2 separate regions of the Homo sapiens genome follow, and region 1 is linked to region 2. A link is a loop called in an ENCODE intact Hi-C map of the cell type or tissue named here. Cell type or tissue: endothelial cell of umbilical vein. All regions are shown on one strand. Each heading gives the region's core, and the rest is flanking DNA. Links, peaks and the distances in the headings are about the cores only.

Evidence for each region. Peaks named below come from ENCODE experiments on the same cell type or tissue, not always from the same donor. Only the 100,000 strongest peaks of a DNase experiment are listed, where the experiment ranks them.
Region 1: a loop joins it to region 2, with 2.1 times the contacts of the local background. A loop is called at or near these places in 2 of 110 quality-filtered maps.

Annotation. Positions count from the first base shown.
Region 1 is chr13:76,796,581-76,804,380 of GRCh38, forward strand. The region is part of intron 1 of LOC105370265 (a long non-coding RNA gene); the gene reads right to left. Among named protein-coding and RNA genes, the nearest start is that of KCTD12, 86 kb to the right of the region's middle. RefSeq lists an enhancer at 1,659-1,778. In endothelial cell of umbilical vein, for the core only: no CTCF peak of the experiment used is centred there; a DNase peak (open chromatin) is centred at 3,341.
Region 2 is chr13:76,720,133-76,727,932 of GRCh38, forward strand. All of the region lies in intron 2 of LOC105370265 (a long non-coding RNA gene), which reads right to left. Among named protein-coding and RNA genes, the nearest start is that of KCTD12, 160 kb to the right of the region's middle. In endothelial cell of umbilical vein, for the core only: no CTCF peak of the experiment used is centred there; DNase peaks (open chromatin) are centred at 3,629, 4,519 and 5,279; H3K27ac peaks cover 3,484 bases.

The sequences.
Region 1 (7,800 bases), core at 901-5,900, 76 kb after region 2:
ACAGCTATCATGTTGCCTACTCAGTCATGTCATCTACTGTCTTCCTCATAGGACATCCTACAGCCTGAATATGTTTTGCATCTTTCTCCTCGTCACTTTTGTGAAGTGATACAAAAATCTAGAATTTCCAAAAAACATACCTGCTTCCTTTTCCTACTATATTTCTTTTTGTGACAGGTGTTTATTCCACTTTGTAGTCTCTCAGAATTGAATAAGTGAACCAGTATACACAATAATAAACACTCACCCTGATTTTTTTTTTTTGTCATGAGTTACCATTTATACTGCTTTGTGTCTGTTTAAACTATGCTCAACTGATTTCCTCTACCCTTGAGTCTCCCTATATCCAATCTCCTCCATTCAATCATTCTTGCCCTGTGGATTAAGTTCAGGTAGCAAATGCCTCTCTATTCTACAACATCTAATTGATCCTGCCGGTGTGACATTTCAATCTCGGCTTCATCTGGAGAAGCAGCGTCATGTGAGATGGTAAAATACTATAGAGAAAAAAAAAAAACAGAAACAGGAAAAGCTTATTAACCTTTGAAACATGATAGTACATTCTGTGCTTCTCTTAACACCTGATCATTTTCTAAGCCCTACAACTTTCCATTTATTATGCCCTAGGTGACTAAGTGATGCTTTTACAAACAGAATGTGAGATGCTGTTTTGTTTTTGTGTAATTTTGTGGCAGTTTCACAAACTCGGAGAGATTGGAGTAATGATCAACTATGAAACACAAGACCTGAGTTCCAAACACCATGCTGCTCTGTCAGGACATTTCTATGTTGTTATGTAGATAGCTGATGCTAAAATGTAACTCCAAAAAGTGGAATCCTAACCTCCTCTGAAAAATCTGAGTTATAATCCCAGGTCAGAACAAAGTGTCCAACATAGAGCTAGCTTCTGCTATATATAGCACCTTCGCATCTCTTAACTCAGTTATACTTCAGAACGTCCTGCCAAGACCAGGAAAATGGGCTCCATTTCACCAATGAGGTCACTGAGGCTTGGAGACTTGTGACGTGATGAAGCTCACCTAAGTGCCAGATAGAGTTAAGATAAGAAATAAATCAACAATTGATTCAGTATACTACATTCTTCAGCGTTTGTCACAGCCCCTCATTTGTGAGGTCTAATATTACAAAAGTTAACTACTTTTTGTTTTGCTTCGGTTTTTGAGACAGGGACTGGCTCAGTCACACAGGCTAGAGTGCTGTGGCACAAACACAGCTCCTTGAAGCCTGAACCTCCCAGGCTCAGTGCCACCCCCACACACCTGTCCCCAGTAGCTGGGACTACAGGCACATGCAACCTTGCCTGTCTTTTTTTTTTTTTTTTTTTTTTTTTTTTGTGGTGGGTGGAGGGGGTAGAGATGGGATCTCCCTATGTTGTCCAGGCTGGTCTCCAACTCCTGGGCTCAATTGATCCTCCTGCCTTGGCCTCCCAAAGTGCTTGGATTACAGGTGTGAGCCACCATGCCTGGCCATAAAGTTAACTTCTGCTTTTACTTGCCTTAGATTTTGACAAGTGATATAAGCAGAAGAAACAGTGAGAGAGGAAGAAATTTCCTAAGATGGCTGCAAACATATGTCCTAAATGACACAGCACCAGGGCACTGCCCGGCAACCAACCTTCCTCATGGCCTCAGAGAACTGTGGTAGTGAGAGGCCATTATATGCTGCTGATGACACATGAACACCACAGGGTTCACTTAGCATCTGCTGGTGGCCACACCTCCTTCTTCTTCTTGCTGCAGAACCCTGACTCCAGATACTGTTTTAAGTGTGTGTACAGGACCCTCGAAATACTGGATCTTGAAATAATAACCAATTTTCCACTTTCTCTGGGTTGAGGTATAAAAACCTATTTTTAAAATGTTTGATGGGAAAAAGGGAGAAAATTTTTTCTTTCTTGTTTTTTGAAAGCATGGGGAAGTTTCCCGCTGAAATTTTTTTAGAAAAAAAGAAAGGGAAAAAAATGCATGGAGGTAGGGGGACAGTTTTGCTTCTGAAATTTTCCAGATATTTCTGAACCTTCATACCACTTACTCTGGGATTAATCACATGAATATCAAGAGCCTTTTTTAGGTAACTAAGCACAGAACAATTTTCTAATCTCTGCTTTGCCATTTTCTTTATAATTGTGGGCTAGTGACATATGTTCCTTCATCTATAAAATGGTGATAATATTAGCCTACTCCAGGGAGATTCTGTAAGAATAATAGAAGAAAAGCCTTTAAGCCCAGCTTTAGCAACCACCCCCATAGACAGAGGCTTCTAAGGGACTTGCGAGGAGTAAGAGGGAGCAGAGGGAGTGGGAACGTGGCAGAAAACGCAGAGAGAGAAGCCCTGCCCACTTTATCCAAGGTAAAACATCCTAGCTTATCTCTTTCTAACACAAGCTCTCTCCCATGATTAAGTCCACTTTCTGGTCCAGCAGTTTCTCCACCAGACCACATCCAGTTCCCAGAGAGCTATTATCCCTACATTAAAGTTCCTTGATTAAGATTTTGTTTGAAAAGTCCACATTTCTATTTATGCACTGCTGCTTTCAAAACTACACAGCAGGGCCAGGTGTGATGGCTCACACCTGTAATCCCAGCACTTTGGGAGGCTGAGGCGGGTGGATCACCTGAGGTCAGGAGTTCGAGACCAGCCTGACCAACATGGTGAAACCCCATCTCTACTAAAAAATACAAAAATTAGTCGGGCATGGTGGCAGGTGCCTATAATTATCCCAGCTACTCGGGAGGCTGAGGCAGGAGAATCACTTGAACCCAGGAGGCAAAGGTTGCAGTGAGCTGAGATCACACGACTGCACTCCAGCCTTGGCAAAAGAACAAAACTCCATCTCAAAAAAAAAAAAATGCCAGGTGCGGTGGCTCACACCGTTAATCCCAGCACTTTGGGAGGCCGAGGAGGGTGGATCACCTGAGGTCAGGAGTTTGAGACCAGCCTGACCAACATGCTGAAACCCCGTCTTTACTAAAAATACAAAAATTAGCCAGGCATGGTAGCACATGCCTGTAATTCCAGCTACTTGGAAGGCTGAGGCAGGAGAATCACTTGAACCCGGGAGGCAGAGGTTGCAGTGAGCAGAGATTGCTCCACTGCACTCCAGGCTGGGCAACAAGAGTGAAACTCCTTCTCAAAAAAACAAACAAAAAGACTACACAACGTATGTTAATGCTATGGCTAAAGATTCAGTCATTAAGAAAATTACAGTAATGTGGAGTCTGTTGACTTTTCACCTTGGAGACCAAACACATTACTATTCACTTCCTGCTTTAGTTGTTAAATGATTGGCAAGCTCATAAAGCCCCGTATCACTAAGACAACAGCTGAGAGTAGACCATCTTGTGATTCTTACATACACAGTCAGCCTTGGAGGTGATAAAGTAATATTCACCATTGGACAACTGAGGAAAACAGAGACTAACTTCAGCTGAACACTATCGTGAGAGAATTGTAAAAAATAAAATAAAATAAAGCCACAACTTCATTGAATTTAAGAGGAAATTACACAAAGTAAACTTCTTTTTGCTTATCCACTTAAATAATATTTAACGCTACTAGTAGCTTTGAAATGTCCACTCTTATACTAAAAGCAAACGTAGTTCACAGAGAATGTATATCAGTAATAACAGATCAAGCCACTAACAAAAAAAATCAAAATTCAAAACATAGAAACATAAGAGGGTTTTTTTAATCATAAACATCAGTGTTTGTTAAATTACTAGGACATATTTAACAATACTCACTTCTTGAAAAAAAAAAAAGGCAGGCCTCTTAAGTGTACTTGTATATCGACTTAAAATGTGATGATCCCACTTTTTAATTAAATAAAAATAAAAACCAAATTCTATGGAATTTGGGTTTTTTTGCTGTTTTGTTTTTTTGTTTTCGAGACAGAGTTCCACTCTTTTGCCCCAGCTGGCGTGCAGTGGCACGATCCTGGCTCACTGCAGCCTCGACCTCCTCAGGCTCAGGTGATCCTCCCACATCAGCCTCCCAAGTAGCTAGGACTACAGGCGCAGGCCACCACACCTGACTAATTTTTGTATTTTTTTTGTAGAGACAGGGTTTTGCCATGTTGTCCAGGCTGGTCTTGAATTTCTGGGCTCAAGCGATCCTCCTTCCTGGGCCTCCCAAAGTACTGGGATTACAGACATGAGCCCCCACGCCCAGCCTATTTCTATTGAATTTGATCAAAATGTTTATCCATAAATATAACTAAATAACAACTTACTCCTTCTCTAAACAAAATTAAGACAAAAGATATACTCATCAAGCATAAAACCTGACAGTTTTTAGTTTAGATTACAAATTCATTCCCCTTTTCCTTTCCAACTTCCTGTTTTGTATCATAAGCCAGCCCCCTCTACACTTGAGATCCCTTCCCTGAATATGTCCAAAGACCAGTGATCCTGCTGTAATTTTTTTCCAAAGTTATTTTTAATTAAGTTGTATGTATTTATGACATACAACATGATGAAGTGTATATATACACTGTGGAGTGGTTAAATCCAGCTGATTAGCATGTACATCGCCTTATAGTTATGATTTTTGTGGTGAGAGCTGTAATTTCAACCCCCTCTCACTTTCTCTCTCTATGCATTTTCATCCACCTTTTCAATCATTATGAAATTAATGATCTGTTTATGTCCAAGTCACTAGTGAAGCACTCCATAAATCAACAGATGTGTTTTTGATTCAGAGCATTACCCTCGTTCCTTCCAAGCTAGATCCTAAAAAGGAAATCATTCCATTTAGAGAAAATTATCTCCACAAAATAATCTTCAAATAAGTGTTTCATGCCCTTCAAAATCCATATCAAATCTAAGACTTTGATCATGAGGTATTCAGCACTATCATGGCAAGATAGTATTTTAAAAATGGCTTAGGCTAGGCACGGTGGCTCATGCCTGTAATCCCAGCACTTTGGGAGGCAAAGACAGGTGGATCACGAGGTCAGGAGATCGAGACCATCCTGGCCAACATGGTGAAACCCTGTCTTTACTAAAAATATAAAATTAGCCAGGCATGGTGGTGCCTGTGGTCCCAGCTACTCAGGAGGCTGAGGCAGGAGAATCACTGGAACCTGGGAGGTGGAGGCTGCAGTGAGCCGAGATCATGCCACTGAACTCCATCCTGCGCAACAGAGCCAGACTCTGTCTCAGAAGAAAAAAAATGGCATAGATATGTGTATACACACAAATGTATTGGTTGGTGCAAAAGTAACTGGAGTTTGCCATTACTTTTAATGGAAAAAATCACAATTACTCTTGCACCAATCTAATATCTATAAATCAAATAAAAATATGTAAGTATTCTTGTAATAGTTGTGTATATTTGTGTTTAATATTTTGACAACTCAGCACCCACTTCTCCTTCCTATAGGACACAAATGTCTTTTGGAGAATTACATTTTTTAATTAAATAGTCTTGCTGCAACAATAAATCCAAGTGCCTACCTCCCAGGAGATTCCCTTCTTCTTAAATTACCTGTATTAGTCCATTCTCACACTGCTAATAAAGACATACCCAAGACGGGGTAATTTATAAAGGAAAGAGGCTTAATTGACTCACAGTTCAGCATGGCTGAGGAAGGCCTCAGGAAACTTACAATCATAGTGGAAGGGGAAGCAAACATGTCCTTCTTCGTATGGTGACAGGAAGGTGAATGAGTGCTCAGTGAAGTGAGAAGCCCTTTATAAAACCATCAGATCTCGTGAGAACTAACTCACTATCATGAAAACAGGATAGAGGAAACCACCCCCATGTTTCAATTATCTCCACCTGGTTCTTCCCACGACACCTGGAGATTACTGGAACTACAATTTAAGATGAGATTTGGGTGGGGACACAGCAAAACCATATCATTACCCAAAGTCAGTTTCTGTTGCCTACAACCCATGGACCCTGACTGTTACTGTTACTTATGAAATAAACCCTGAGTAAGAACACATCAGTATTTGCACTCTGGGCAATTACTATATATGGGAAGATGCATTCTCTTAATCAGTGAGTAAATAGGATCCAGGGAAGTTGAATTTTCAGGCAGAAAGGTTGCCAGGAGCTCTCTCCAGGGAAATGGCAAGAGCTGAGAAGACATCATTTTAAGACATTTCACAAGCTTTTGTGAATGACAAAGGGGACACAGAGAAGGAAGTTTCACAAGTCCAGATGAAAGCTGGTCAAGACCCAGAGCACAGCAGAGGTAGTAGAGATAGAGGGGCAATTATAATTTTTTTAAAAAAGAAGAAAATTCAGGATTTTATTATGGGGAGAATGGCAGCAAACATATATATATACACATATGCACACACATATATATACACACACATACATTTTTATATACACATACATATATATATAATACACACCACACAAACACACACACACACACACACATAATCTCCAGACTTGGTGGTGTGTTCTGAAATTTGTTGCCCAGGCTGGAGTGCAGTGGCACAATCCTGGCTCACTACACCGTTGACCTCCCCAGGCTCAGGTGATCCTCATGCCTCAGTCTCTCAAAGTGCTAGGATTACATGTGTGAGCCACCACACCCAGCCTATTGCTATTGAATTTAATCAAAATGTTTATCCATAAATATAGCTAAATAACAACTTACTCCTTCTCTAAGCAAAATTAAGACAAAAGATGTACTCATCAAACATAAAATCTAACAGTTTTTAGTTTAGATTTGCAAGTCTTAAAATGACCTAGGCTGGATGATTATAAATTCCCCTTTTCCTTTCCAACTTGTTTTGTGTCATAAGCCAGACCCCTCTACACTTGAGATCCCTACACTTGATATATATTTATAACATCTCCAGACCTGTTGGTGTATTCTGAAATGTGGTAATACCTTCAATGGAATATCGATTGAAATTGGCAACAGGGTTGTTCAGCAAGAATTCCAATAGCAGATGAGTGAATCATCTCTCCACGTTGAAGAATTTTATATTCTATGCAGCAAGAATATTTTATCTACTCTTCAATATGTACATAGTGTATTATGTTCAAATTGCTGGCAATATTTTATTGCTCATTTTTTGTGATCTTTTTTAATAGCTTCTAACTATCCTGATTTCCGCATATCACCCAACAACGAAGGAATTTCTTTGCTTAGTTGATACAGGAGCATTAACTTAATGTTGCAGAATTTAAGGTCTCCTCTTTTATAAACTTATAATATCATTTCTCTCCCTGTGCAGTAAGTCTGATTTAATTTCCTCCCAGAAATCAGTAAAGGTACTATTTTTGTCTTTGCTTGCTTTTAATCCTTATTTGATTAAAATACCATGTGTTTAATTGGACTGGGTTTTCTCAACCTCCTCAATTCTAAATATCAAAGGCAGCTGTAGGACTGCTGGAATGGTGTTAACAGGCTCCTTGGATTCAACTGACTGTTCTGGGATAATCAGTACATCAGCAGAACCCACAAAATGCTAGTTCCTCTTCCCCTTCATGCTGCCCTGTGCTGCCACACCCTCCACATCGCTTTCAGAGTTCTTAACAGCAAGGGAAGAGGAGATATTTATAGGAATGTGGAGGGTGTATGAAACCTATTATTCCCCTTTCTAACAGGCTAAAATCTTTTTCAATCTTGCAGGTTTTTGAAAAGACTTCAAGTGCTGTTTGATTGAAGCCCTGCAGTATTGACAAGAAAGGCCTCACTGAAAACGTCAGCATTTGAAAATGAAAAAGAAAAACATAGGCCCCTGTCAATATATATACATATATATATACACATATACATATATATACATATACATATATATACACATA
Region 2 (7,800 bases), core at 1,387-6,386:
TCAATTGTCCTTCATAGATAAGATCAATGTCTGGATTGGCCACTCCCAGATTCCTTAGCTCAGAATTCTGAACCAACGCTCTGCTTAGACCATAGGGTCGTCCTCATGGTATCCTTCAGTTACAGCTGTCAGGTGCCTCTGCCATACATTTTATTGGACAATTTCATACAACTAAAAAATAGTGGCACTGAAATTTGAATTCAGGTCACAAATTCTTAATAATTAAAAGATTAAGGATTCAGGGTAGGGTTTGGAGCCCATATCCTGTCTGTCTTTTGGAAAGTAAGAAACCTACAAGGTCCTAAAAAATGGCACAAACACCCAAATGAAAACCTAAATGGAGATTAGCATCACCCTCCTTAGAGGCTGGCAAGTGGAGCCAGAGGAGAATCTTTTGCAAACATGTGGGAGAACTAAACTGAAGTCTGAAGGTCACTGGGGTTTCCTCTCCTTCTCTGAATCAAGACTTTGGAGTCTACCCTAGAGTGAGGTTAGATAAACAACTCAGAACCTTGACTAGCTGCTGGGCGCAGGGTCATGGGTCAGCCTCACACAATCAGACACTGATGCAATGGCAAGAGCAAGAGAAAAATGGCTCTCTTTCCTTCTAGAAATCTTCTGCAGACCCATTTCCAGGCCCATGCTTACCTCACAGGAAAACAGAAGTGAAGAAAGCCCTGACTCTCTTACCAACATATGTCACAGATAGGAGAAAGGGGCCATGCCACAAAATACAGGGACCCTGATCCCACAGACCAGTCTACTCAGGACCAGTAGGCTTCCCAACAATCATATTAGCTACTTTCTTTCACTTGGAGCATCCTTAGTAAGGAGTAGAGAGAAGCCAGAAGTTCCCTTCATAAGCCTTCCCCCATAGGGAACAAGTGTTGGAAGGCAGAAGTGTGGGCACACATTTGTTCCTTTTTCTACAAGCTAAAGCAGGAGCATGTAGCTGGCAGGAGAAAGTTTCTCTCCTGCACTGGGAAGAAAGCATGTGAGTTGGCAGGTTCAGAGCCCCCTGAGATGGGGGATGGGAAGACCCTGTTGGTGGCCCGCCATATCCCCTCCACCCATGCAGAAAGTAACTATGTACTATTCTTGTTTAAATGCCTTTCTATATCTCTTCACCTGTGTAGGCAATCTCTGACAGTGGGAAAGGGTTGGCAGGCTAGAAATTGCCCCAGAAGGAACCCTCAGTTAATGAAGGGTAGGAATTGGTGGATAAACACAGAGCAATAGGAGGGTTCTGAAATGTGTTCCATAGTCTTTCAGAAGGTCCCTAGAAGGATGAAGCTCCAATTGCTCACAGCAGTAGCCCACTCGTTATCACACTTTGTAGTGTTTTTTTTCCCTTCTTGTTTCTCTTCTGCCACAGTCTTGCAGTGCTTCCTGGGATCACATCCCAAAGAAACTGCTTGTACGCAAACCCTTGACACAAGTTCATTTTTGGGTGGAGGTCACCATGAGAAATGACCTTCCAGGAGGGAGATATCACTTCCACACTGCTACCCCAAGCCTTCTTCATTACAAGTGAGAGAGCTGCTTAACCTGAGTCAATAGAAGGTCAAGCAAGTCGTTACACTGTCTGGCTGCAGGGCTTAACCAAGTTTCAATGGGCGTTGTCACCAGGTACCACAGGTGAAGCTTTAGGATGAGGTGGCATTATGGCTTGAAGGTCTCCAGCCTTCTACCACCTTAGTAAGAGGAGAAGTATCCAGGTAGTGGCAATGGTAGGAAGTCTAGTGTTTCAATATACTCTCATGAAAAAGAGAAGTGACAAATTCTCAAAAGAAATCTTATGGACTTGAAAGGCAAGTTGTAGAAACTTTATGTTTCATCCAAGCCCAGATAGTCAATGAATAAGTTCAGAAACTTATAGTCCATATTTTTTTTCTAAATAATAGGATCACAGTTTTCTACTTGGCATAACAATAATACTTAATTTCAGGGTTGTGACAAATAAATGAGATTGCAGTCTTAGCCCAGTGCCTGACACAATGTTAGCATTCAACAAGTGAAACTTCTCTTTCCACTTCCATAAATGTGAGTATCCTTCCACCTCCCCAAGAAACTGGGATTTATGTTGGTCTGCAACTCAGCCTGAATATATTATTCACAGATGTTTTATTATTGTCACTATCAGTTTTTAAGGACCACCTCTAGGTTCTTGTGTTTCAAATAAAATTTTGTTGAAATGAAAACCAAAATAAGTCCTGTCGTTTTTTTAAAGACTTCTTAAGCTTTCTGATTTCTAGTAACATGAAATTCTAGGTAAAAAGCTATCTTTAACCAATTTTTAAAAATCAAGTCTACTGTGATTGATCCAGCTGTTTCCTCAGTTGAAACAAGGAACATCAGAAGTGCCTACTTCTAGAGCTTGGAGAGTAGGGGTAAGCCAGATAATGCATCTTTCACCAAAGGAAAGCTCCACTTCACAGAGAAGACTAGGCACAGCAAGAAGAGGTGCTGACTTCTATTTTACATGAGATATAATTATTTCCATTGCTTCTCCTCTTATTTAGTGAAGACAGACTTGTGTTCCTATAAGTCAATCTCATTTGCTAAGTCTAGTTCTTTGCTTTGTTAGCATCCAAAGAACATTTATTTTTCCTTTCCTATTTACATGTTTCAAATTCCCATCCTGCAATGATTTCTCCCCTCTCTGCACATTCATGTATTTCTCACACTGTTTCTCTCTCTCCCAAGACCATTCTGCCCTTTCTTTTCTTCCTATTAGCTTGCTACACCAAAGCCATTACAGGAACAGGCTGTCTCTATAATGCCTTACTGAAAATGCAGTGAAAACCTCCACAGCAGCTGTGTCCCTGGATGAGACACAATGTCCCAACTGATGTTTTCATATTCAGTCCACACTGTGCTCAGGGCCTCACTAAGAGGGTGTGCAAGCTTTCATAAGTGTGTTCTTTAATGGCCGACACAAATATGTTTACTCTTCACTCTTCCCACTTCTCTAAAATTAACAAGAGGAAAACTCTTGTGATGCTAGTAGAAGAATAATATAGGCCTGGGTAATAATAAATCAATTTCCTCATCATTTCACCAAATGAAATATTCAGCCCCGACTGGGCGTGGTGGCTCATGCTTGTAATCCCCACACTTTGGGAGGCTGAGGCTGGTGAATCACCTGAGGTTGGGAGTTCGAGACCAGCCTGGCCAACATGGTGAAATCTTGTCTCTACTAAAAATACAAAAATAGCCCGGCATGGTGATGGGCGTCTGTAATCCCAGCTACTTGGGAGGCTGAGGCAGGAGAATCACTTGAACCAGGAAGGCGGAGGTTGCAGTGAGCTGAGATCATGCCACTGCACTCGAGCCTGGGCAAGGGAGAAAGACTTCATCTCAAAAAAAAAAAAGAAAGAAAGAAAAGAAAGAAAGAAATATTCAGCCCCAAGTTGCTGAGCCCAGTCTGGGTGGTGCTCCTCCCAGGCTCCCGGAAGCCCCACTCCATAGGTGCAGGCTTACAGACTTCCCTAACAACTGCTGCAGGCCACAACCTCAAACTCACAGCAAACAGGAAGCAGGAGGTGCTGTCACATGTAACACAGTCAGAGCTTCAAGCCCCCGGAAAAGCTCAATGCCAGATTTCATTCTCTGCCCCTGATGATGCCCCGCACTTTCTTAACTATGCAGCTCAGAATCTCTCTGTTTCTCACGCAGAGACCAAGGACACCATCTGCCCTACACTCACCCCAGGAAAGCATTGTTGGTAACATTCCTGAAATTTAGTCATCCAACCTCTGCTAGACTATTTCTAGAAGGCAGCAAACCCAGCAGGCCTTCAGGGACAATGTGGACAGAGTCTGCTCCCTCTTTCACATCTCATTTTGTCTCCTCTTCTGCAAGCTAAACTACCCTGGCTCCTTCCCTCCTTCTCAGTTTAACACATCTTGTAGATTCTTCTCTTAGTTTCTCTACTGTTAGCACACTTGAGTTTCAAAGCTGCTTTCAAAATCAAGGGTGCTCACCACTCCAGCTAACATTATTGATACAATGTTACAGATGTATTATTATTTGTCACTGGTCTCCATCATGATAGGCAAATGCCACGGGCTTTAGGAGTGATTATTTAATATTCCTCATTACATACTAGAATACCTATTGGCTACTATTTAGCTGCTTCTTCCTGTTGCATTTTTTTTCAAAGAATTGAGAAGGAGAATGAGACCAAAAAACAAACAAACAAAAAAGCACATCTATTTTCCTGCAAAATCAAAACATACCTTATAAATGTCAAACTATTTTCCAGATTTTTAAATCTGATATGACACCATTACTGAAAAGAATTATCAGCAAGAACTAAAGAGCAATGCAAATGAATTCAACAAGGACTGGAGGAAAATGCATATTAAAATACAAGGAAAGTCTATGTGACACAACGGGCCAAACATTAAGGAAGATCACACTGAGTGTTGCTAAACGTGGGAGCCAAACTGTTTTTACATTTTGATTATGTGTCCATAGATAACATGCACCCATGGAAGTAGATATTAAGAAAGCAGGAAACTCAGGCTAGGGTACTTCCCATATGAAGTGGGCAAGTACTAGACATTGGGAGGTCATTGTGTTTTAGAATCACTGCACAGCAAGCTGAGAAAAAAGAAGGAGAAATAGAAGGAAGGCAAGGAGAGAAGGAAGGAAAAGAGGAAGGATTAAATCAGCAACAGAACAAACCATGCCTAGGTGCCTCATGCAACTACTGTTTCTGCCAAAAGAATAGAAAATGATGAGTGCTTTATTTTCAATAACCCATCTAACAATAATCTCTGTTGTTTAGCCACTGGGATGATTTACACGGGAATTAGCAGAAACCCTCCCCATCCATGTTATCTGCTGTGGATTTGCAAAAGGAACTTAATATAAATATTCTAAAATGAGAATGCTGTAAGAAACATAACCTATGCACACCCAAACCTACCATCGAACATAGAGAAATATAAAAAAGAATTATTCTCCCCCGATTTCAGAGTATGCCTAGTTTGGTATGAGGAGGGAGAGTTATCTATGGGTTTGTACTGTTCTGCTTTGTTTTTTTTTTTTGTTTTGTTCTGTTCTGTTTTTGTTTTGTGTTTCAGGAGATAGCATCTGTTGAGAGACTTTTAAAAATTGAAAGAATAGCTACCCCAGGTTTAGCAGAGACACATAAAAAGCTGTCTTTCCTGAATCACAAACAGCAGTAGAAAAAAAAAACAGGAGAAAGTAACTAAAAGGTCATTTCACACTCACAGCATTCTGAGTTTGGGGTTTTCCTTTTTCCTTTGGCCACTACACTGCATTCCATTTGTATGTTGTTTTCTTGATTTAGTCAAGAAAAGCAAGCAAATCAAACACAATTACTTGCCCGAGTTCCCCTAGCTTAGCATCATGAGAATCTGCAGTTGTTTTTAATGCATTTGGGATGCTCCTTCAGGCTATCAACAAACTCTCTCCTATGTTTATGAATTTATTTACTACTTTGGTGTTCCTACTCTCTTCACTCTTCCAGATGGGTTTCAATGGCATCTCTCCACCTTCCCTACCGTATGTAAAAGAGCACACCTGATGTTCACCCTCTGTTGTTGCTCTGCATTAGCACAAGAACAAAATGAGCAGAGGCATTTTAAAACATAAGAAACATACATACTAGACATGTTTTGAAAGCAGTAAAAGACTTGGTAAATTTTTCTTGTTTTCTGATTAAGTTAACAGAAGTTTTTAAACAGTCAACACATATTAAATTTACACCTACTACATGCCCAGAACTATAACCAGGCTCTGTAAGGGATGTGGCATTTTTAAGTACAGCACATGGTCCTTGTTCCTACACAGTTTAAATTTAACTGAAACAATTTAGAGATCACTGAAGGGACCCACAGGAGGTAGGGAGGCCTCAGGAGGACCAGAAGCAAGACCTTGAACAATTAGGATTCCTGGAGAGGCAAAAAGAGAAGAATTCAACCTTGAACAGCAAGATTAAAAGCACGAGGGAGGGAACACTGGGAATTTCCAGGACTACAGAGAAGACCTAAAATGAAGCAAGCAGAGAAAACCAATTAACATGTTAAAAGAGAGTTTCAATTATTTCAATTCTATGAGAAGGTCATTTTTCCTCTCTTTAGGACATCAAATATTTTGAATAGACATTATTTTTTTTCTCATTTATCTCAGGCTTTATTTTTTAAATACTAATACTTAATTTTTTCAGAGCAATTTTAGGCTCACAGCAAAATTAAGAGAAAGGTACAGAGATTTCCCATATATATCCCCTGTCCCCCAATATACACAGACTCCATTATCAACATTCCCCACCAGATTGGTACATTTGTACCAATGATGACCCTACATTGACACATCATAATCACCTAAAGTCCCTAGTTTACATTAGGGTTCTCTCTTGGTGATATACATTCTGTGGGTTTGAACAAATGTACAATGACATGTATCACCATTATAATATCTATCATTAAGGGCATTTCACCACCCTGAAAATCCTCTGTGATCCACCTATTTTCTGTAATGCACAAATTGCTTTTTTTTTTTTTTTTGGTAGCAAACTACATGGAGGACTTGAAGTAGTGTTTCCTAATAACCAGTGCATGACCTCTTTACTGCAGAAACCGCATGACAGCAGCATATCTTTCTCACACAGGCCACCCTTACTGCTCAGCCTCATAATAGTGGCATGGGTGGTGACATGGTTTGGCTGTGTCCCCACCCAAATCTCAAATTGAATTGTATCTCCCAGAATTCCCACGTGTTGTGGGAGGGACCCAGGGGGAGGTAATTGAATCATGGGGGCTGGTCTTTCCTGTGCTAGTCTCGTGATAGTGAATAAGTCTCACGAGATCTGATGGGTTTATCTGGGGTTTCTGCTTTTGCTTCTTCCTCATTTTACTCTTGCCGCCTCCATGTAAGAAGTGCCTTTTGCCTCCTGCCATGATTCTGAGGCCTCCCTAGCTATGTGGAAATGTAAGTCCAATTAAAGCTCTTTTTGTTCCCAGTTATCAGTATGTCTTCATCAGCAGTGTGAAAACAAACTAATACAGTAAATTGGTACCAGTAGAGTGGGGTGTTGCTGAAAAGATACCTGAAAATGTGGAAGCAACTTTAGAACTAGAGAATAGACAGAGGTTGGAACTGTTTGGAGGGTTCAGAAGAAAACAAGAAAATGTGGGAAAGTTTGGAAATTTCTAGAGATTTGTTGAATGGCTTTGACCAAAAGCCTGATAGCGATATGGACAATAAGGTCCAGGCTGAGGTGGTCTCAGATGGAGATGAACTTCTTAGGAACTGAAGCAAAGGTGACTCTTGTTATGTTTTAGCAAAGAGTCTGGTGGCACTTTTCCCCTGCCCTAGAGATTTGTGGAACTTTGAACTTGAGAGAGATGATTTAGGGTATCTGGCAGAAGAAATTTCTAAGCAGCAAAGCATTCAAAATGTGACTTGGGTGCTGTTAAAAGCATTCCATTTTAAAAGGGAAATAGAGGAGAAAAGTCTAGAAAATTTGAAGCCTGATGATGAATTCTAAATGAAGAAAAACCCATTTTCCAGGGAGAAATTCAAGTCAGCTGCAGAAATTTGCATAAGTAGCAAGGAACCTAATGTTAATTTCCAAGACCCTGAGGAAAATGTCTCCAGGACATGTCAGAGACCTTCACAGAAGCCCCTCCCATCACAGGCTCAGAGGCCCAGGAGGAAAAAGTGGTTCTGTGGGCCAGGCCCAGGGTCCCCATGCTGTGTGCAGCTTAGGGACTTGGTGCCCTGTGTGCCAGCCACTACAGCCATGACTGCAAGGGGCCAACA